3 separate regions of the Homo sapiens genome follow, and all the other regions are linked to region 3. Evidence: chromatin loops called from intact Hi-C (ENCODE). Cell type or tissue: ascending aorta. All regions are shown on one strand. Region 1 overlaps FAT3 (FAT atypical cadherin 3). Region 2 overlaps FAT3 (FAT atypical cadherin 3). Region 3 holds the start of FAT3 (FAT atypical cadherin 3).

Evidence for each region. Hi-C counts contacts between places; a loop is a spot of excess contacts. Peaks named below come from ENCODE experiments on the same cell type or tissue, not always from the same donor. Only the 100,000 strongest peaks of a DNase experiment are listed, where the experiment ranks them.
Region 1: it touches region 3 in a loop (2.7-fold over the local background); 5 of 110 quality-filtered maps call a loop at or near these places.
Region 2: it touches region 3 in a loop (2.3-fold over the local background); 2 of 110 quality-filtered maps call a loop at or near these places.

The regions. Positions count from the first base shown.
Region 1 is chr11:92,324,200-92,332,199 of GRCh38, forward strand. The region is part of intron 1 of FAT3 (FAT atypical cadherin 3); the gene reads left to right. Among named protein-coding and RNA genes, the nearest start is that of FAT3, 100 kb to the left of the region's middle. In ascending aorta, no CTCF peak of the experiment used is centred here; no DNase peak of the experiment used is centred here.
Region 2 is chr11:92,410,110-92,418,109 of GRCh38, forward strand. All of the region lies in intron 2 of FAT3 (FAT atypical cadherin 3), which reads left to right. Among named protein-coding and RNA genes, the nearest start is that of FAT3, 190 kb to the left of the region's middle. In ascending aorta, no CTCF peak of the experiment used is centred here; a DNase peak (open chromatin) is centred at 4,782; H3K4me3 peaks cover 604 bases; H3K27ac peaks cover 1,258 bases.
Region 3 is chr11:92,222,962-92,230,961 of GRCh38, forward strand. It overlaps FAT3 (FAT atypical cadherin 3), which reads left to right and starts at 1,857. Exons shown (of 28, transcript NM_001367949.2): 1 at 1,857-2,213. RefSeq lists an enhancer at 3,416-4,273. In ascending aorta, a CTCF peak has its summit at 3,253; DNase peaks (open chromatin) are centred at 1,880, 2,570, 3,230 and 4,000; H3K4me3 peaks cover 4,168 bases; H3K27ac peaks cover 3,412 bases.

The DNA of each region.
Region 1 (8,000 bases), 100 kb after region 3:
ACCAAAGTAGCACTTATAATTTCCTGCAAGAATTTTTTCTTTTCAGTCACAACTTGGCTAATTGATGCAAGAGGCCTAGCTTTCAGCACATCTTGGCTTTCAACATGCCTTCCTTACTAAGCTTAATCATTTCTAGCTTTTGATTTAAAATGAGAGATGTGTGACTCTTCCTTTCACTTGAACACTTAGAGGACATTGTAGGGTTATTAATTGGCTGAATTTCAATATTGCCATGTGTCAGGGAATAGGGAGGCCCGAGGAGAGGGAGAGAGATGGGGAATGGCTTATTGGTAGAGCAGTTAGACCACAGTATTTATCAATTAAGTTCACCTTCTTATATGGGTGTGGTTCGTGGGACCCCAAGACAATTACAATAGTAACATCAGAGATCACTGATCACAGACCACCCTAACAGATATAATATGAAAAAGTTTGAAATATCATATTCTGAAATGTGACATAGAGACATGATGTGAGAACATGCTGTTGGAAAAATGGCGCCGATAGACTTGCTCAAAGCAGGGTTGCTGCAGATCTTCAATTTATAAAAACATAATCTGCAGTGTGCAATACAGTGAAGTGCAATAACATGAGGTATGCCTGTCCATGAATAGTGGCATCTAATCTATTTCATGACTATTATCATTAATCTAAAGATACACTGATGAAAAGACCAATTACTGCTGACATTTCTGCAAGTTGGAACTCTGTATATTCACCAGAGGACTTAACTGAAGACTGACACCAGGAATTTGAGGATGGATTCTAGCAGAGATATTCTAGGAACCAGGACCTTTAATCTGATCACATTTAAAACCCGTTTCAAACATGCTAGTTAAATTATGTCAAGTCTCTGGGGAGATATCTCTGGAATCTGAACATTCTCTGGGGATTGTTGTTTGACAGGTGGAGCAGGTGAGACTCATACAGCATGTGAAGTCATTAAGGTACAATTATGACAAGCTTGACTTGATCCTTTCTGATTTGCCTGCCAGCCTTGACAGCTCCAAACAGTTGGTGGGGACCTGAAGACACCACTTCTCTGGTTCCTTACAGCACAAACAGGGAATATATTCTGCTTCCTTTGGCTAGAGCTACATGAAAGAAATTTTTGCTGAGAAAGTGTAGAAAGCCCTTAGGTTGATGGTTAAGTTAGAAACTTTGGCCCTATTATCAGTGACTCCCTAGGTGTACACAATGAGTATAACAGTTTTTTGTTGTTGTTGTTTGTTTTTTGTTTTTACCTTAGTCTTCTTCCTCTTCATTTTTTTAACTCCTTTTTAAACCTGTGCTTTAATTGCAGGTAGACATTTTCTCATTCTGACAGGCAACTCCTTACTTTAGCCCTCATTTGACGTGTGGCTAAAATTGTGTCTGTGCTTTGGAATGCAGGACTTTGGCATGTCTGCAGCAGCTTGAGTGACATAGATTAAGGGACATTCTTCTTTTTTTGAGATGAGTCTCGCTCTGTCACCAGGCTGGAGTGCAGTGGTATGATCTTGGCTCATTTCAACCTTCACCTCCTGAGTTCAATTGATTCTCCTGCCTCAGTCTGCTGAGTAGCTGGGACTACAGGCATGCATCACCACGCCCAGCTAATTTTTGTATTTTTAGTAGATACCGGGTTTCACCGTGTTGGCGAGCATGGTCTCGATCTCTTGACCTCGTGATCTGCCCGCCTGGGCCTCCCAAAGTGCTGGGATTACAGGCATGAGCCACCATACCTGGCCGGGCCATTCTTTATTTGTGGGGATGTGTATATTTCTTTTATGCATTACTAAGCCCTTTCAGCTTATGGTCTAGCTCTCAAGCCATATCCATGTTGGTGAGAAAGTTTAAAACACACAGTAATTCTTGGGTAGGCAACATAATATTGCAGACAACCAGTACTGAACACCAGAGTCATGGAGGCTCCATCATATACTAGCTATGTGATTCTGAGCAAGTAGTTTTTCTTTGAAGCTTCAGTTTACCTATCTGCTGAAATGTGAAAAGTGGCTAATTAAACCTACCTCATAGAGTTGTCGTAAGTGAAATGACATGGGGTTGGACATATTTGCTTTCTAAAGAAACGTGATGTTATTTCAGCAATACCAGGGTAATGAATATTGTGTAGGCAAAAACAATCCTGTACAATATTGCAGACTTCAGCCTAGTTTTTGTGCAAGCTGCTTTCTGAATTAAAGGAATTAAAAACCAGGGAAAGAGTTGATCCTAATCCTTCTAACCGCCTTCCATGTGAATTGAACACACTTAATGTCTGTATTACTTATTGGATGCGGTAGACAAAGAAGGAAACATTTCAACCAGCCATCTACCTGTCCGAAAGCCCAGCCTTTCCTTTAGGACAACATCTCTTCCTTTCATTGCCTCCATCAGGATGGTTGTAGTTGATGGTGGATATAATAGATGTGACCTTATTTGACCATGGCTGGCTCTCCACCAAAGGGCATCCAAATAAATAAGCATGAAGCCTGTTGCTCCTAACCCACTCTGCTGGGACCAGGCGCAGCCCGCTAGTGTATTTTCCTTGTACAGTCTGGAGGAACCCAGCCTCTATCCCTGCTTCATCAGAAACTGGAGTCTTATTTTCTATTGGCTATTTACTCTCAAGACTTAGAAATAGGGACCTATATTGACTCACTTCTTATTTAGATTACTGAGTAAAAGTATAATAATTCTTTAATAATTCTGGGAACTGAAGCTTTCTGGAGTCAGCATTCACTGGCCCAGTGCAAAGTAACTGCTTTTTTATCCTACTATTGCACTTGAGAGGCAACTTGAAGTTTCCTTTCCTTTACTCAGTCACTTTTCAAGGGGAAATAGGAATAATCAGAATTTTAAGATATTCTGTATGCAGTATAGGTGCATTTTAAATAATATTTATTAAAAGACATGGAGTTACTTTTGCTTATCATGCAACTTATTACTGAATTTTTCTTTTTTGTCTGTGTTGAAAAGAAAAAGGTGGAAGAAAAAGACTTATGTAGGCTTCCTATTAAAAGGCACCTAGACTGAATAGAAGATTCCCTTTTATTTTTTTTTCTACTTGCAAAGCCAAGAGTCAGAGCCATGGAATCAGAGAATTCAAGTTCTTTATAGTTCAAGCAGAATGAAGCAGGGAATGGACAGAAATAGGTCATATTGTGATCGCAAAACTAGGACAATGAGGAGTTTCTTGGAGGATTCAAGCTCTGATGGATTCTTACTTTGGGGCAGAGCATTTCAGAAAATTCAGAAGCCAAGAGATATAGTATATGGCAGCCTCTAAAATATTTTAAAAACGCTTACTAGTCTGCATATTCTTTTCTTGTAAAAAGAAGTTAAAAGATGCGTTTTCTTTAATCACTTGTCAAGACAGTGGCTTTCTCCAGGATTATAAGACAGTGGATTAAATGTATCTTTCCCATTGCTTGTGGCCCTTGAATGATTTTCAGACATCATTGACTCCACACATGTTTAAAACGGAGTCAGCAGCAGCAACCCTTTCAGTAGCTGAAAGCTCCGGGTCCCATCCACTGGGTCTGCAAGTAAGTAGCCATTTGGCAGTGACTCTGAGGAAGTCACTTAACCCAAGAGAGTTCTCACCAATAAAACAAGGGGGATAGTTTGCCTCTTTAACTTCTAAAACGAGTATGGTATTCTCACTTTGGAGTGCAGTTTCAAGGTAATCTTGGAATTCTTGAACTGTTGCTCTTGATCTAAACAGTTACAAAAAGATGGAGAGAGAAGAGGCAGAAATTTCCATGAGTCCCTGTGTCTACCTTTCTTTTTCTCTTTCCAACAAGAGGATAGGGTGGTGCCCATGAAGGCTATGATTTTCAGCCTTGCAGACAGCTCTGGGAGTTGTTTGGGCCCCAGTTCCTGTCTTGTTCCTGCTGCTCATCCATTTAGGATTTGAGTATCTCTCTCATTCCTTTTTCTTCTCAGTTCTGCCTGGACATTAAGTGCTTTTGACTCCCATACCTTACCCACTCTTGCCCTCCTGCTTCCAAATGCAACTCCCTACCTCCTGTCAACTCCTGCACTCTGAACACGAAATCATACTTAGCTAGTTGCCAGATTATTTGATTAAAGCAGTAGAAGCTAGGGTGACAAACGATGCTATACTTCAGGGATATTTGCATTTTTAACATCTGGTCCTCCTGAAAGGGATCTCCAGTTGGTGAAATATACACAGGAGATAAGAATAACTGAAATGCTTTTGTTCTATATAAAAGGCTTCATATTGATCATTGAGTTTTCTGTAATCATCGTACAAGGTAAATGAACTAAGTAGTGATATCCTCTGGGTATTTTATTTTATTTTACAGCTGAACCTCAGGGATTAATCAGAAATTGTTCAGGGTTATCTGCCTAGAAAGTAACAGAGAAAGAACTTGCACTCAAGTCTTCCCATCCAATGCTCTGGCTTCTGTAAGAGCCACTACTTCCCAAGTGCCACCTTACGAGGCACGTGACAGCCGTGTGTATAGGGGACATAATGACTTTAGAAGTTGACTGCTAAGTTAGATGTAATTCAAATCCATGTGCCCTCAGGTTTGCAGCCATAAAACATCGATTACCACCTTTTTGGCTTTCCACATATTTTAAAAAGTGGATTCATTGAAGACAGAGGTGATGAATTGTGTGGCATAGAGAAGTGGGGATATTTTTTAACTGTGACTTCAGCTGTTGTCCACCTGGGGAGGGAGGTGGGGTGATGTGACAGTGGGGTAAAGCACTAGGCCACCATCGACTTTGAGGCTTTAAAAGACTGTTTAAATTACCAGATTATAAATAATTACTTAAAAACCTTCAAACAATAAAGAAGAATATGAAATAAAATATACTATCTTTCTCTTTCACTATTCTAATCCCTCTTCTTTTATTTTTGAGTGTGTAATCATCCAGACTTTTTTTTTTTCAATACCATACAAAAATTGGTGCTATAGTTTCAGCATGCCTCTTTTGCTAGGTATTACATGTGGGGGTGCTATGGTCCACTCCAAACCTCATGTTGAAATTTGATCCTAATGTTGGAGGTGAGGCTTAATAGGAAACCTTTGGGTCATGGGGGTGGGTCCTTCTTGAAAAGATTAATGCCCTCCCTCCGAGATGAGTGAGTGTTTGCTCTGTTTGTTTCTAGGAGAGCTGGCTGTTAAAAAGAGCCTGGCATCTCCCCTTTTGCTCTCTTGCTTCCTCTCCTGCCACGTGATCTCTGCACATGCTGACTTCCCTTCCCCTTCCATAGTAAGTAGAAGCAGCCTGAGGCCCTCACCTGATACAGATGCCAACACCATGCTTCTTGTACAGCCTGCAGAACACTGAGCCAAATAAACTTCTTTCCTTTATAAATTACCCAGCCTCAGGTAGGCTGTTAATTAAGTTTATATTCTGCTAGTCACGTGGAATATGTACATCTTTTTATAGAATTTTTTTTTTCTCTTTGTGAAGACACACTACTGTGAAGGTGTAGTTCCTATCCTTGTCCCAAATTTTTAAAAACTATTTGTGTTCCACTTAGCTTTTATTTAATAAGAGCTCTTTATTTTTAGGGAAAAACCCCAAAACCGAAAACAAACAAAAAAACCCTCTCTCCAGTTCTAGCTTGTTAGCTTTTTCCAAACCTTTGGGAGCTTGCCTTACCAATCAATGAGTCAGAAACCTTGACAGTTTCTGCAGTAAGAAACTGTCGGGGAGGAATGAAGTTTGCACACTGGGTGATACCAGAGGAAGATTTGACCTGTGCTTAGTACACTTCAGCTTTATTTGAATGTTTTTCACAGTCATTAGAAATCAGGCAAGTTTTTAAAGTCAAACATTAAAATGACTACATTTTTAAAGTGAAGGTTGCAACACTTAGCATGAGAAGAAAGCTAACAGACAAACCCAAAAACAGTTGAAATGTAGTGGAAAGAGAACTGAAGCAAAAACATTCTCTTCCTAGAGATTGTTTAAGACCTTCAGATGCACTAAACATTGAAAGATGATAATGTGCCCATCTATGTAAGTCAAAACAAAATGAGACCTTTTTGAAATATTACAAAACTCCATGTATGTTGAAACTAAAATAGTGTGTTTCTAGATTTTATGATTGCAGAATTTGGCATTAATCCATGGAAGCTGCCCTATCCCCCTCTCTGCTTTATTCATGTCCTAACAGTTTGTCTGCCTGTTGGAGAATCTAGCAGAGCTATCTGTGTGCCCTCTGCCTTTTAACTCTGAGCAAGACATTTTCATTGTCTTGTCCTTGGCTTCCTCAGCGGTACAATGAAAGATAGTTTATACGTTAAATTTCAGGATGCTTTCAGGAACATGATTTTATAAATAGCTCTGTGAGGTTGGGGAGAAGGAGCAAAGTCAGAGAGTTTAAGTGTTTTGCCCAGGGTCCCAAGACAAACAGAAGTACAACTCAGGTCTTCATGTTCTGAGTGTAGTTCCTTCAGCTGTATTGCGTGGGTTTTGAGTTTTTAATAAACTCTAAGGGCATTGTGTTGGGTGATGGACAAAAATATGCAAATAAATGGAGTACTTTATTGCTTCATTATTATTTATTTGGGTAAATATTCATTTGAATGTTGCTATTATGCCTACAAAATGTGTAATTGTTTTATTTTTTAGAATATTAGCACTTTGGAAGGAAAGGCTTTAAATATCTGATAAACACAACAAATATTGAATAATGTGAAGTATTTTAATGAGTTCACATTGACTTTAGTTTGCAAATTATGGTAATGGAGTAAAGGAAGGGATTTCTTGTTAGGGAAATTGACAGGAGTAAAGGGTGTGTGTGTGTGTGTGTGTGTGTGTGTGTGTGTGTGTGAGAGAGAGAGAGAGAGAAACATTTACAGCTTTTCAGATGTTATTTAATGCTATACACAGTTGTTTAAATGTTAAGAAAATAAAACCTGTAATGAAATACTTTATCATGTCAGATAAAATATATAATTAGGAGGGCTGTTTGAGATAAATTTCAGCCTATCTTTAAGATGTGGTAGATCAAGAGTAATTTAACATGATTTAGCGCTGCTATTGCACAGTTAAGTATTGTCTGTGGTTGAATAGATAATGAAATGCAGTGCATATAAGGTATGTTTTATTTCTTCTTTTTTTTTTTTCAAAATGAGAGTTTCATGAAAACCTCTCTGAGGTATTAAAAGTCCTTTTCTGATCTGAATAAATATTTTCTCTTCAGGCAGGTCATATATTATAGTTTGTTTAACAAAATAAAGGCTTGTGGCAGAAGCACATGAAATGCAGATAATGGTAAAATGACACTAAACATAGCCCCTCAGGGCAGGTGTGGAGTGTTATTTTAGCAGTAAACCCCTTCTTATTAAAGTGTCTGTCATGGGTGTTTTGGAAGCAGCTGACCTTCTTTCTTACAAAGTGGCTATAAAACCACATCCTGACTTCTTTTCCTTTATCATGGACTTAGATACTCCAGAACTGAGGTACTAACCTTCTTGTCTTTGGCTTTGTGAATGTCCTAACACAATGTAGTCTAAAGTAAATGAAAAACTGAATTGGAACTCAGATTTTCTTGTTTTTTAAACGGAATTTTCTGGCCTATGTTCTTGATACCCACTCATTTAGAAAAGTTGTTGACTAAAAATAGTTTTGGCATATAATCATGGGGATTTGTAAGTGGAAAAATAATACATTAAACAGTAATACATATATAAAGTACTAAAGCTGGGATAAATTAACTTGACTAAAGGGCCATGATGTTTTCTTAAGATAGCCTTTTTCAGTTTAGGGTTCCTTATCAAATCCTTCTGCTTCTTATCTATCTACTCCCCTCAATTATATCTCACACATGTTAGCTACAAGAGCCATCATTTTCCTGAAGCAGCTCTTCCATCATGGTGCTAACCTGATCATTAAAGGAAAAAGCAGGTAGGGAGGGGGCTCCTGAAGTGCCCAAGTTTAAAGTTCATGGTCTTCATTTTGACATTTAGGGCTTGTGCTTTGTTCACCCTGTGTATGAGCTTCCTCCAGTTGAACTATACTGGGTC
Region 2 (8,000 bases), 190 kb after region 3:
TAGGATTATGACTATACCTGCTATGTGTGTGGTGGTTGGTGATTTTTTTTTAAATCATCAGATGTGCTGCAGCTGTGGAATTCTACAAATCCAGAAGTCCTTTGTGCTATTTTCTGCACTGCCTTTCTCACCTGCATGCTATGTAGCCACTTAAAAGTTCACTTGAATTTTTTTATAGGTGTGTGTGTGTGTATGTGTCTGTGTGTATGTGTGTGCACGCGAGTGAGAGAGACGGAGAGAGAGAGAGAGACCATAAAAATAAAATTCAAGTACAGTGGGGAGCGGGGAGAGAGAGTAATTACTCTGGGACCATTTTGGTTTGTGGAAGGGTGGAGCTTTAACCTTGCTTCTGAGACATCTGAGAGATTATGATGCGATGCCCTACTGCTGGACATATAATCTGACAATGTCTTTGTTGAGTCAACTTGAAGCCCAAGAGACATTCCCCAGTTTTTCCATTAGGGGGTCCTTATTTTTGCTGCTGTACATTGTTGTGTCCTTTTTTTTTGCTTTTTGTTTTTAGCTAACAAGTAAGCTTAGTAGCTAATGAGAAGAGGGAGTGAGTTTACGGAATAATTTTCCAGATCAGTTTCTGGCCCAGACTTCAACTGCAACCAGCATGATTTCAGAGATGCCAGGTCCTTATTTGCTCATTGACCTCCCTGGCCTCCCTGCCAGAACCAGGCAAAATAAACAATAAATAAAAAATATGGCTCCTTTCCTGCCATTTTCTTGGAATATAATCTTGGGGACATAAGCCAAAGCTCTAATAAGGAAAAATAAACCTTATGGGGTGGAAATTTTTATATATCATACTCAATTTTATTTTTATTTTGAACATTAGGTACTGTTGGTTTATGGGACAACTTCAAATGCATACATCAAAGGTCTTAAAGGTGTGGAGTCTCTTAGGCAAGGAAACAGGGTAAAATGTATATAATATATATATAAATATATATAAATATATGAGAACTATATAGATTATATATATTATATATAAAAATATATATATTTATATATTATATATTATATATATAAATTATATATATATAATATATATATAAATATATGAGAGATGATAAAATCAGTGAAGGCCTCTAGGCAAGTTAGACTGACCTTACTTTTCTAGGAAAAAAGTTAAAGGTAATGTTTTTTGAGCCCTGCCATGTTAGTGTCACCTGCTAGGCATTGTAGGAATTTCAAAGTCTCATTAGACCAAAATCTAGTAGGGAATTATGTAAAATACTATGGTGTAAGAGCAGTGTCGAGTGCCCAGAGAAGTACAGATGCATTTTCATGAGAGGTAAGTGTGGGGAGAGATTGTGTCTAGTTCATTGCTTCTGAAAGTGTGTCTACATACCCACCACTTGTAAGAAATACAATTTCACAGGGCTCACCTGAACCTTTTCTCAGGGCAAGACCCAGGAATCTGTATTTTGACAAGCCTTCTGGTGACACTGAAAAACACTGGCTGTGTTTCGCATGGAAGGAGAGAATCCAGGGATTCTCAGAGGAGGTGGTGATTAAGTTGGGTGGGAGGGGCCGACAGAATAGGAGTAGGCCCTGCAGGAAAGCAAAGTTCGCAAAGTCATTAAGTTGCCACCTATTTTAGTGCCTCCAACTCTTACAATGAAAGATTTATTTTTTCTGAATCTAAATTCATCGTGTCTTCTCAAAAGCCTGTTTCCTCTGTTTGCATTCTCGGTGGAATTGTGAATCATGGTGATCATATTTTGTATAATAGCCTTTGCCATATTTCAAGGAGGATATTAAGTTCCCCACAGTCTTTTCTTCCCCATGCTAATTAATCTTCATTCATCAGCCTTTTCTCTTACATTCCAACCCTTTCATCATTTTCATTGCTCTTGTCTGGGCTTTCCCTAAATTTTTCAGATTTCCCCAAAGATATAAAGAACCAAACTAAACCTGGTGCTGTGTTGATATCTTTACCTCTGCAGGAGTAGATGGGCATCTTATCCCCCACATGTTATTATTATTATTTATTATTTTTTGAGATGGAGTCTCGCTCTGTCGCCAGGCTGGAGCGTAGTGGTGTGATCTAGGCTCACTGCAATCTTTGCCTTCTGGGTTCAAGCAGTTCTCCTGCCTCATCCTCCTGAGTAGCTGGGATTACAGGTGCGTGCCACCACACCCAGCTAATTTTTGTATTTTTAGTAGAGACAGTGTTTCACCATGTTGGCCAGGATGGTCTCAATCTCCTGACCTCGTGATCCACCCACCTCAGCCTCCCAAAGTGCTGGGATTACAGGCATGAGCCACCAGACCCGGCCTATTTTTTTTTTTTTTTTTTTGAGAGTTTACCTAGTGAAGTCGCAGAATGTATAGTAGGATTTGTAACCTGTTACCCTTCAACTCATGGAAGATTGGAGATTGTTCACATTCACATGGGATTCTTAGATCTATATAGGTACCAACCATTGTCTGGAGACTCCATAACTATTATGATTCCCACATAGATACATTTTTTTCTAACATATTTAGCTGTAATAAGAATTAGCAAAATTCAAAATCTGTAATTTTATCTTCTTATGTTTTCTCAACAAAGAGTAAAAGTCCAACTATGATGGTGGTGATATATATATATATATATATATATATATATATATATATATATAAATATACATACATATATATATATTTAATGTAAGACTTTATATTTTTAGAGAAGTTCTGTGTTCACAGCAAAACAGAGAGGTAAGCAGAGATTTCCCATATACCCCCCTACACACACATGCACAGCCTTCCCTATAGTCGATATCCCCACCACCAGAGTGGTATGGTTATTAGAACTGACAAACCTACATTGACACATCATAGTCATCCAACTCCTACAGTTTCCATTAGGGCTCACCCTTGGTATTGGACATTCTGTGGGTTTGGACAAATGTATAGTGACATTTATCCACCATTATAGTATTCAGACTATTTTCACTGAGCTAAAAATCCTGTATTTGGCCTGTTCTTCCTTCTACACCCCAACCCCTGTCAATCACTGATCTTCTTACAGTTTCCATAATTTTGCCTTTTTCATATGTCATATGGATGAAATCATATTCTATACAATTTTTAATGTCAACAAAGGAACCCTTCTGTGTTTGAAAACATGTTTGTTGAAGCATCAGGCCAGACAAGTGGGGCCCATGATCATCTATAAAATAGGGAGAATAGCATTCCTCTTTCCTGAAATTTACTGTGCTGATAAGGTGTTATATATAAAAGAACGTAGTAGGTGTTTAGCAAATGGTGGTTATTATTTACATGTTGAGTATTCTGTCTCATATGTACCTTTTAATCATCATGATCATTTGTTCAAAGAGCCCTAGTTTATTTAGATAACACCTGTCAAATGGGGTCACATTTTTCTCCAACTACACCTCTGTGTTCTTATCATTTTCTTGTTTTTCTGTTTCTGTGGGAAGGGGATAAAGGAAAGGTTCAGTTTTGAGAGCTTCCTCTGTCTGAATTGGCTTTCCCTATGCTGGATCTTGCCATAAGAGGCCCCTTCATACTCAACTGAATGTCTAGAATTTCAGCTTTCCCTGCTTGAACGACAAGCCATAAAAAAGGAAATAGTATCGGGGTGGGTTTGCTGAACAGCACAAAGTTGAAAATTTAAGACACTTTTCTATATAATCATTTGAGCTTTCACCAAGAATATTATTTCCATATATGTTGACAGGCGGGAGAGGAAAGTTTCTTAGCAGAACTGAGATGAAGGCATGGCTGGTCTCAGTGAGTCCTCTCACGAAACAGACACAGTTTTATTGGTCCAATTCTGCCCCTAATTCTGGGATCTGTGCATGCATGTTGGTGATGCTGGCACAGGTTATCCTTCCAGGAGTTGCTATAGAAACAGGTAACAGCCACACCCACTTTCTCTGTCTGTTTTGCATTTTGCGTGTGGAGGTCTGGCGGTGCTGCCTTATGCGCCCTTCTTTGGTGGGTTGCTGCTTGGTTAATGATGCTCAGTCCTTAGGATTTTCTCTTGTTTGGCATACTGAGATATAATTTCCTATCCTTGTCACTTTTGGCTTCACTCCTTAGGCTTTGCTTTGAGTTATCTTGCTAACAAAATTCACATGTCTAAAAACAAGCTGAGAGAGATCACGGACACCTGCCCCTTATCCCCACCCAATTCATGATTGAGGAACTAGAACCTTTCATGAAACCACAACTGCTCCAGAAACTAGAGAACAATTGACAGTTTGATGCTTAAAAAGAGAACTAGAAAAATACCCCACGGATTTGGTGATCTGGTCAATACAGAGTACTTTAAGTCAATTAGAAAGTTATACTTCCTAGGTCATTCTTCTTTTGCCAAGCTCAGTCATTGGTGGCTTTCCATTGCAAAATAAAATGTAGTTACTTTTGTAAAATTTTAAATGTAGTCTGTCATTTCTTATTTTACTTTTTTAAAGCATTGCATTAGTTTTGTATTTCTCCACTACCTCTGCCTAGGAGAAATACAACACATGGGCTTGGATGATTTTCTTTCTTGGAAACATGGTTGACAAAGCTATACAATAAAAGGATAATTTTCTCAGCAGAACAAAACACACTACCCTCTTGTCGCTGGGCTTTTAAAAATCTGAAGAATAGGCCGGGCGTGGTGGCTCATGCCTGTAATCCCAGCACTTTGGGAGGCTGAGGCGGGCGGATCACGAGGTCGGGAGATCGGGATCATCCTGGCTAACACGGTGAAACCCTGTCTCTACTAAAAATACGAAAAGTTAGCCGGGCTTGGTGGCAGGCGCCTGTAGTCCCAGCTACTCCGGAGGCTGAGGCAGGAGAATGGCATGAACCCGGGAGGCGGAGCTTGCAGTGAGCTGAGATCCTGCCACTGCACTCCAGGCTGGGCAAGAGTGCAAGATTTCGTCAAAAAAAAAAAAAAAATTCTGAAGAATACACTTACTTAGATACATTTGGCTTGTATTTTAATATTTCTGCAGTGACATCGCTGCTTCAGGACCTTCTGAATTGAAAAATACCAAACTTTCTTGCCCTGATGTGCTGGGAAAAGAAAAATAGATTTTCCTGCCAATTTCAGTGTGGATAGCCATGGTGCTTGTTTAACTTGTTCTCTTTATAAGTTACAAACCTAGAATAATCCTGCCATTTCAGAAATTAAAATGTGTTCTCGTTTGATCTAGTTTATTCAGCAGTGAGTGCTGAGGACATTCCACAGATTGATCAGCCTCTTCATTTGTTATATGCCTTGGGTATTACATTCCTAGATGTTTGTGTGTTCTTGGCATGTCTGAATAAGGATGGGCATGGAGTCAGGATCCTTGGAGTGGGAACAGATGCTTCAGGCCATTAGCTAATCTGTCCTCCTGCATCACTGGAGCAGCAGGATTGCATTTGATTCACCTCATGTTGGCCATCGTTTCGGAAATGTGGGGCCTTATTAGACTGTACTCTACCTCTATGCTTCAGATGCCAGTGGCTGTGGTTTAAGAAGACACTAGATTGCTGTGGTTGGAAAAATAACATTTGTAGTGTTGGAAAGGACAGTAGGCATAAATCCATTTGCCAGCAGATGGTTCAAAGCATCTGACACCTAGGACTAATTTTGCAGGGTTTCCCTGTTACTAGCTTTGCAACGTGCAAATGGGGACCTGAAATGTACTTTATTATAGCTCCTACCACCCCAAAGTTGATAAATGTGTGAATAATTGTATTAGAAAAAGTACCAATCTTTTAGCATAAGCATTTTTGCTTTTTTTTTTTTTTTTTTTTTTTTAAGAGATTAGGTGTCTGTGTAGCCTAGGCTGACCTCAAACTTCTGGACTTAATGGATGTTGACTTCATCCTTAGCCTCCCAGGTAGCTGGACCTACAAGCAAGTGCCACCATGCCTGGCTATCTTTTGTTTTGTTTTAAACCCTGTTCCACGTGATTCAGAGCCAACCATCTCCACACAGGCAGTCTCCTGGAAGCCTAAAAAAAAAAAAAAAAAAAAAAAGTCCGGCATGGTGGCTGGTGCCTGTAATCCCAGCACTTTGGAAGGCTGAGGTGGGCAGATCACGAGGTCAGGAGTTCAAGACCAGCCTGGCCAACATGGTGAAACCCCATCTCTACTAAAGATACAAAAAAAAAAAAAAAATAGCCAGGTGTGGTGGCACGCACCTGTAACCCCAGCTACTCGGGAGGCTGAGGCAGGAGAATCACCTGAATCCAGGAAGCGGAGGTTGCAGTGAGGCGAGATCGCTCCATTGCACTCCAGCCTGGGCGACAGGGTGAGACTCCATCTCAAAAAAAAAAAAAAGAAAGAAAGAAAAAAAACCTTCCACGTTAACATCAATCAATGATAATTAATTTATATGACACTCAAGTTAGTGTATTTTATACATTGTTCTCTAATTGGGAAAATGGATAGTGTATTTTACACATTTTTCTCTAATTGGGAAAATGGATATGATGTTTTCTTAAGCGCATCTAAGAAACCACTTGAAGAGCCACTTGGTTCAGATTATTTCCAAACTCTGTCAGTGCTTTATCGACTAAACAGCTCTGACTTACTTGGGATGTGAAAACAGTTCAAATAGAAAGCCAGTCCTTGGAAAGCAGTTAACATCTAAGTAATGAGATTTTAGTGGGGCGTGAGGTCACCTGTGAGATGCCCTTGTGTAGCAGGTTCCAGTTAAGAGGGTGAACGCAGACAGAAATTGGTGGGACTCTTTGGATGGCTCCTCTAGCATCCTTTACAGATGCAGATCTGTCCACATCCTGCTGGGAAAGATTGATGCATTTGACCTTTGGTTGGAGCAGATGATGATGAGCACCAGGACAGATGTGGGAAGTTAGGCAGTATCCTAGGGCATTTCGCCAGGGCAGCTTGGATGTGTGCTTTGGAAAATACCAGTCAGACAGGACAAAATCAGGGCCAGAGTAGAAGAATAAAGGATAATGAAGGTATTGAGGCAACTGTTTGATTCTATAAGCTCTCCTTTTGGGTTTAGAGGTGAATTTCTACACGTCACTGTTTTTGCATAACCTGCTGTTTTGATAGTTCTTAAGAATCCATGGTGATTTTGTTGTGGTTCATTTCCTATTTTAAAAATGCTAACCTATTATGCAAGTTTTTTCTAAATCACAGCTGTGGGGAAGAGTTCACTGTCAACTGGTAACAGGGTTGTGTTTCTTATTAGATAACTAAACTCATTACAGGGAATCTATTTTAAATTGTACACACTCTCAAATTCAATATAATATGTATTGGATGCCTCTTAGGTGCATTGCTGAGTTATGGGGATAACAAAATGAGAAGATATGGTCTCTGTCCTCTTGAAACATATTATGTAGTCAGAAGGCAGGTGTATAAACCAATAAATACAAAGTAGTGTAATCAGTGATTGTAGCCACAGAAATATGCTTAAGGTAAATAATAAGCCTGGGAGAGGTCATTGTTTTCATTCCTAGAGAAGGAGTGTATGAATCAGGGAAATCTTCAGAGGGGAAGTGATATCTGAAGCCATTTGACAGGTGGATCAGAACTCAATAGAAAGGGAAAAAATACACAATGGAAAATATACTGGGCAGAGCCATAGCATGGGCAAAGTTTCATAGGTGGGAATTTTTTTAGTCTTAAACCACTCTTGATGAGAGAAAATTGACTAACCAAACATTTAAAAGTAAAACAAAACAACAAAACACATTAAGTAATAGACCCTGACTTTCCTGATTATTAACACAGAACCATTGCAGCTCACTGTGGATCTCCAAGTGATGGTTGTCCTTAAGCTCAGGTGAGAACTATTCTCCTTAAACTTAGGAGAGGACAATAGCAGTAGATATAGAAGGTGCTTTACCCCTAAACCAGCAGGTGCTTAATGAATTCCTGTTGAGTTAATGGGGGTGGAGGGGTAGCAGGGATGATTTTCAGGTGGGAATTCTAGTCTCCTCACTGATTGGGAATGTGAACTTAAGCAAGTCACTTGTTGAAGTCCCACTTGCCTCTTGATCAAAATGAGTTTTTGT
Region 3 (8,000 bases):
ACCACCACCAGCCGACTCTACCCAAAGTGCCTGGTTGCAGGAGCCAGGCACTCAGGTGGGAAATACCTTGATTCTTTAAAACCTTTGATGCAAAGTTAGCTGCATTCTGTCACAAGGAAAATGCCATGCCAGGGACATATTTATATGACAATAAACTTTTAGTGCCTTAGAAAGTTGCTGAATAAAACTAAAATCAGAATAAAATTAATCAGATGCTAACATTTTGGAGAGCAGGTAAGTTTTCCTAGCTCTGTTAGTGGTTTCCTTCACTCCAGACCTATCTTCTGGCCTTCCGTGACAATGAAGCCCTTGGTAACATCATGCTTATTACCCCCGAATTAGCTGATGTATGAGGAGCTGTCACCGTTCCTTAGTATTCACATTAAAATCTCAGGGCGGAATGACCAGAGCATGCCGGGTGCTTTATGTGGCAGTCAAGGCAGCGAGGCTGCTGGAGGCTTTCAAGGGGAACTTTCCACCCGTGGGGCGTGGCGAGGCCTTTGTGTAACTGTGAACAGGGCAGAGGTCCCAGGCTGGGAGCGCGAAGGCCAGAAAGGTAAACTCAATCGGCATTTTAAAGCGCTTGCTCTAGTGATTGAGCACATAGCCCTCTAGAAGCAGCCCTACTTCGCCCTCCAAAGAGAATTTCGTGTTTCAAAAAAAAGTAACGATTTCCTCTGGGGAAGAGATCTGCAGTCCTGGGGTCCCTTTCTCCTGGTGCCAATGGTAGAGTTGGGGAGAAAGTTCCCGATAGAGAGCATAGGAGGAAATGCGCCAGCTGTGCTTGCCTTAGAGACATATGTGAGTTGAGCTCTCTCTCTCCTCTCTCTCTCTCTCTCTCTCTCTGTGTGTGTGTGTGTGTGTGTGTGTGTGTGTGTGTGTGTGTGTAGGTGGCGAGTGGAGAGGGTTAAGGCTGCTTCTTTGCTGGGGGGAAAAGAAAGGCAAAAGTGTGAGGATACACAGAGCAGGGAACGAGTGGAGTCCCCTCTCCACCGGGGCAGTGTGAGAACGGAGGGCGTGCAGTCAGGGGGTCCTAGGACTTGGGTGGGTGCTGCAGAAGTGACCAGGAGGGCTGACAGGGTGGAGATGCAATCATCAAGCTCCAAATCAATCATCCACCCCTTCAGAGTCCCTGTCCTCCATTAAGACAAAAAAATGTTTAAAACATATTGGGGGCAGAGGAAGAGTGAAGAGATTGGACCACGTTAGCTGCTTAGTCTAGTTCCCTCCTCCACAAGGCAATCGGATGACCCCAGGATCTCAATGTTTAGGAAAGTCGTAGGAGCCCTCACTGGGAGGCACATTTTTAGTCCAGAGGCACGACATTTGATGGTTTAATCTTCACACTACAAACTAGCCTTGGGACGTTATATAAACCATGTTAACCTCGATGTGCCTCAGTTTCCTCTTTGTCCCAGGAGAGTAACGCGTTCTCTGTCTTCACAGGGATGTGGTGCGGGTGAGACTCAATGCACTGTGCGAAAGCTCTCCCAAGCCAGCAAGCACCACGCTCTCCCCGCGGCAGGAAAGTACGTTGGTGTCATCCTAGAGCCCCAGAGGGCTGAGGGAAGACTCGAGCTCTAAAATTAGCCGCTTCCAGGCCCGGCGCCGGGAATGCCCTCCAGTTCGCCGCGCCTCCTCCGCCGCCCCCTCCCGCGCGCCCCCTCTCCCCTGCGCCACGCTCCTAGATCGCTAGTCATCCCCGCCGCCGAGGCTCCTCTCCCCCTCGCCCTTTTCGCTCGCGGTTTGGGAGGAGGAGACTGCGAGAGACAAGCGCGAGGGGGAGACTGGAGAGGGGCTTGGCCGTGCGTCGGCGTCGGCTGTGATGGGGAGCCCGGAGCAGCCAGGCGGCGAGCAGTAGCGGCGGCGGCTGCAGCTCGGAGCAGACAGGAGAGCCGGCGCTCCTCCCCGCAGGCTGCGCTGTGAACTGGCCTGCGGATTGGGATCTCGCGCCTCCCGTCCCTCTCCTCCCGCTGCTGTTCTCTTCATCTCGGCTCCCCTCCTCCGCTTGCGAACCCCCGGCGGCGGCGGCGGCGGCGTCCCGAGCGCAGAGCGCTTCTGCTCGCGGCCTCAGTCCCGGCTAGCGCGCGGTGGGCGCTGCGGCGGCAGCAGCCGGGGGACCGGCTCGCCCGGAGCAAGAGCGCCGAGCACCGGGTGAAGAAGACCACGGGGGAGGCGCCTCGTAGAGCCGTGGATCGCCAGCGGAGGCAAGGGTGCGTGGGGATTTGTAGCGTGATGATTTGGCTGCCTGGTGCACCGACTGGAGCGCGCCTGCCGGAGCACAGCCTCAGCTGCTGGGTGCAAATGGGCTGCGAGGTGGGCTGGGGAGGCGAGAGCCGACGAAGCGCGTGGGGGAAACTTTTCACCTTGTAAAGTTCCAACCTCCGCGCAGCCCCGAGCCGCCGTTGCTACCGCTGCAAACAGGAGAAGAGGGTGGCTTGGCCCCGCGGCGGGAGCCGGGAGGTTTACACGGAGAGTTGGCCAAGTTTGGGGCTGAGGATCTGGGGAGGGGTTGCGAGGGGGGTTGCGGATCAGTGCACCCATCCCCGGCTCCCAGCCGCCCCTGCAGGTGGATGAGAAGGTTCAGGTGGCGAGCCTGCTTGGCAGCCGGTGCCTCTCGGGCGCAGTGGGGGATGTTCAGATGCCGATGGATGATGCACTTAGGGGACCCCGAGGTGCAAGTTGGGTCATCGCTAGGCGAGGCGCGGCGCAGAGAGGGAGCCCAGCCTCCACTTTCGCTAGGAAAGGGAAAGGGTTACCAGTCTGCGGGTCCGTTCCCCACGCCTGACTCGGGCTTGCGGGGCTTGTGGTCAGGGTGAGATGTAGTGAACGGCGGCGGCGGCTCTTCGACTGGGGACGACATCCTTTACGGAGTGGTTGGGGACAGAGACTGTCCCTGCTATCTTGACAAGGAGAGGGAACCGGAATGCTTTGCGAGAGTGCATGATTTTTGGCGGGCGTGTGGGAAGGCTGCTTGTCTTTGAAAAGAAAGCAGCGCGGGTCTGACCATCCCCAGGAGTGCGGAGGAGCTGTCTCCGGATTGGGGGCGAGAACGCCAGGGGCACCAGCTCCGAGCTCAGGCCCCACTCCCGGGCGGTTCGGGACGAATCCCCTCTACAGGCCAGTGTGTGTGCAGGGCAAGTGTAGGGGGCTGAGGGGCGCTGGCGGGGAGGCAGTAGAGGTGGCCTGGACCATCTTGGCGCGGCGCGCGGTGAGCGCGAGGATTCCGCCAGTGGGAGTCGCTGAGCTAAAGTGCATCTGGCCCCCCGGCTTGCATGATGGCGAGCCCGGATATTTTTAGCTGTGCTGTGATCTGAATTCCCTCCTCTCCTCTCTCGTTGACTTTTGTCACATGTGCTTTCCGAGATGGTTTAACATTGAACATGATTGGGCTTTGCGGAAAGCAACTTTTATTCACTTTCCACCGTTCTCCTCTTGTGGGCGGGGGGTGGCGGGGGCGTGCTTGGGGCAAGGATGCAGGGGTGGCCGGAGTTTGGCTGCGAGCTAAGAGAGCCGCTTGGGTTGCTCGGGATGAGAGGAACAGGGGTGCTCCCGGGGTGTGGGTGTGCTGGCGGTGACATCCTGAGGCTGCAGCTCGCTGGAATAATGGGCTCAAACCAGGCGGTGGAGAGGGGTCCCCGGAATGGACGTCGGGGGCGGGGAGGCTGCGGAGACCCTGCGAGGTCTCCGTGAAGGACTAGGAGGGGCTCCCGGGAGGGAGTGGCGCCTGCGGCCCGGAGCGTGGGCGGCCGGTGGCTCTGGCACGCGGAATCTGGTGGACTCCTAGCGCCTCGGCCGGGAGCTCCAGCTCCATCCCGCCGCCGCCGCGCGCCCAATGGGACTCAGCTTCGGGTTTGGGCGAACCTGCAGCAGCCGCGGCGGGAGGGAGGGACGCTGGGACCGCGGTAATGATTGAAGTCTTTTTCCCCCCTCTCCCCTCCTCCCGCTCCTCTCCGCCCCCAGACTCTGGCGCGTTTGTTTTCCAAGTTGGATCCCACTTCCATTTACAAGTGTCAGACAAACCCGCGAGAACCTCCCCCAACCCGCCCCGGCCCCAGCCAGACTAGGGAGGGCGCCCAGGGGGAGGGGGCGAGCTGTCTGGGCAGTGCCTGGGGAGGTGCGACGCGCCCACCCGGGGCTTGAGCGGCTGGGGTTCCTGTGCGTGGGTCCTTAATGTTTAAAAGATACACATGAACAGCAACAAAACCCAAACCACTCGTGGCCACTTGTTTTCTGCCGCTTTTCTCCCACTTGCCTCGGACATATTAATTTTCTGGCCCCGACGCTAGTCTTTTCAAAGGCGAGTCCGGGGTAGTGGGAGGAAGGGGCGGGGGAGCAGGCCTACCAGTTCATCACGGTGGATTTGTGCTCCTGGCTTTGTTGCTAGGATTAGATTCTCTGATTGTGCCCAGGCTAAGTTAAAATAAAAGCAGAGAGACAGAGAAGCGGCCAGAAAGACTGCAGACGACTTTGCCTGGATCCAGGCGGCAAACTCAGGTGGTGGAAAGGGGAAGCCCGCCATCTAGGAATTGAGGACCGAGGTGCCCACATCTCAGTATCGATCAAACAGAGCCCAGATTTCTTCTCCACCAGCAGACACTGAACTTCTCTTCACATTTACTGAATGCTTGAATGATGTTCTGGTGTGACGTGGAGATTTGAATCTGAGAAGGAAAGGAAGGGAGGAGGGGATGGAGGAGAGAAGAGAGAAGAGATTTGAGAGACTGAGATTCTTCAGAATCCTAGAAATTGCACAAAGCCAACTGCTTCTGCTTTTTTTCTTTCTTCTTCTTTTTTTTTTTTTTCTTTATTCCTAAATTGGAGCAATTGAACAGTGAGAGAATAAGGAACAGCCAAGGAAACCAGGGCTCTAAGAGACAAAGACAAAAAAAAAGCATAATAACTTTAGCACTTTGATGTGCTTCTTATTTAATAGGGTTGGAGTGGGGGAAGTTTTTTTTATTTTTTTTTTAACATTTTACAAGGAGAAAAGTTGTCTCTTAGAATTAAACCGAATGTTGATATTCAATCATGAATCTCAGTTGTTGCCTTTTTGGAACTTGAACAATGAGTGATGCTGGGGCCAGTTTCTGTGCACAGTGCACTGGGATGAGAAAGTTCCCAGAACTGTCCAGTTATAATGTCTTCATATCATCTGAATCACACAGAGAACTCCACATGAAAGGCAGCTGGCTCAGAGATCAGAAATCAGTCAGCTGCTGGGCTGGCTCCATCTCTTGTGGCTGCAGGATTTTCACAGCCAGGGTTTGTTGACCAGCGACTGGCTCTCAAGCCTTTTAGAAATCTTTCTTTCAAATTTTATTTATTCTGGTCTCTGGCGGAGTCATTTTGGGGATTTTTTTAATAGGACCCAGTCTGTCTGTTAACTAGCAATTACAGTTGTGCTGAGCTACTCAAAAATGAAATGAGTAGCAATAAACAGTGGATACCCACTGACCTGTATGCTATACGGTTATTTTGCTAGCCCACAGCCTTTGTAAAGCTATGGCTCTTCAGGCTGCTCACAGAAGAACATTTTGATGTGTCAGGTTATGTTATCATCCCTGCTTTCTTCTTCATACGATCCTGAATGACCTTAGCTAATCTGGCTGATGAATTATGTCAAATAGAAAGAAGTAGGCAATTACCAGGCAGGAGAGGGTATTTAGTCATTACCAGCAGGTCTGAGGAGTGCTCCTGGTGGCTGTTGCGTTGTTATGCTATATTAATAGCTCACAAAGCATAAAGGACTATTGTGGCTTTATTTTACCAGTTGTGGCATTGGGGTATGGCATTCCTTCATAGCCCACATCTGTCCAGTTGCCTGGTGGGTTGGCTTTTTCCTCTAGGGCAAGAAGGAGAAAGATAGTAATGAGGATATTTGATTTTTTTTTCCATTGTGGGGTCATCCCCAGGTTTTTCTTTTTTTTCCTTCTGCAGGAGCCTTGAGTAGGGAATCATCTGATGGGAGCAGGTGGGCCTGTCCATTTGAATTGATTTCCTTTGATTGCTGAAGAAGGACTATTGATGAACCACTTCTTTGCTGATTGTGGCAAACATTAGAATTGGAATGGAAATTTAAAAGAAAGGGATCTGACAGACTTAGAGTGAAGGATTTGTGTTCTGCCCAATTCCTTCCTAGAGTTAGCAGAGCCTCTGATTTCTACAGATATGCATGGTCTTAAAAATATTAAAGGAAGCACAACTCCTGTGTATGCAGTTTTACTTATTGGTGAAATTTTCTGCAATGCTTTTTTGATCTCTAACTGTTGAATATGTCATTTTCATCATCTTTCTACCCAAATTGTGAGGAGTGGGTCTTTGTTTTTTAATATATCCTGACCTCTTGAGGATCACCACAGTGTGACAACTTTCTCTGGGAAGACTCAGAGAGTAAATATCTTTTCTGTGTTTTGGTCGATTTAATTCTACAGGCTTCTCAAACTTACTGAGTTTTCTGTCAATTGCAGGGTATCTACTCCTTTAATAAGCTTTATTCCTTTCCTTGTTTTCTTTTTTTGTTTTTTCGTGTTTTTTTTTTTTTTGTTTTTTGTTTTTTTTTACATTGCCTCCCTTTCTCCAAATTTCTAAGAATAATTTTCAGGAAAGACTGCCTTTCCTTGAAAAAGAAATTCAGCTTAATGACACAGACTGCATTTATTGAGAACATATTTGACACTTGTCTAGTGGCTTCAAGCCAGTTTCTGGTCTACCAAAATAGGCTATCAGTTACATGTAATAGTGACAAATGACCCATTCTAGCAGTTCTGAATTGGAATGGCATTTTCAGGTTAGTCTTAATTTTAGCATATTCCAGGACTTAGATTTTTTTTCTTTTTTTTTTTTTTTTTCTGCTAAGTGGAAGGGATGAAAATTTGAGAATGGATTAACTGGCATGATGATAGAAAATAGAAAACAGATTTCAGAACTTAATCAATTAAACTCTTCACATAAACAAAATATTACTTCCTTCACCAGATAGATATATATGAATGTGGAGAGCCTAGAGGAGGTGTGAGGAGGGCCACAGCATTGTCCTTCCTTGAACAATGCATTATTGAAGGTGTTGCCTACCGTGGGCGGAAAAGTCATACAGAGGACCCTGAGAGGAGTCCTTGAGCAGTTGTTAGTATTTCAACGTTCTGCTCTTCCAGGGTTCCAAAACTGTGAATTATAGACTCTTTAATAAAGGAAAGTTGTTTCTTTAACTTTTGCCTTTGTACATCTGAAATATATCCCTTTTTAAAATTCTGTAAAGTCACATGGAATTTAAAATAATTTTTTGTCTTTAAAAAATGTCTTGCTTTCTCCTCTATTTTCCCTATTTTATTTTTGTTATTTATTTATTTAGAAACAGAGTCTCGCTCCATTGCCCAGGCTGGAGTGCAGTGGCGTGTTCTTGGCTCACTGCAACCTCCGCCTCCTGGGTTCAAGTGATTCTCATGCCTCAGTCTCCCGAGTAACTGGGATTACAGGCGCACACCACCATGCCCTCTTAATTTTTATATTTTTAGTAGACAGGGTGTTTCACCATGTTGGCCAGGCTGGTCTCGAACTCCTGGCCTCAAGTGATCCACCCACCTCGGCCTCCCAAAGTGCTCGGATTAGAGGCATGAGCCACCGTCCTCAGCCCTGTTATTTATTTTTTAAAAAAATTATTTTAAAGTTCTTTTCAGCGATATTTACTGAATCTACCTCTTTCACAAGACAGTGGGCAAGATTCAAAGAATAGTAAAATATATCCATTGCTTCTGCTTCGTGCTGTTTATTGAGAAAATGAGAGATGCCTGTGTGTGTACACTAGAAGTCACATCTAAAAATGTTTATTAATTGACAAAAGAATGTCTATGAACAGGAGCCTCAAGGAGGAGGGAGAGATTAATGTGAGGTGGAGTAAACTTTTAAGAGGAGTGTAAGTTATTAAAGTGAATATAATTCCATTTAATAATTCTTACTACAGCCCTAATGTATGCAAGGCACTATGAAATAAATTAATTCCT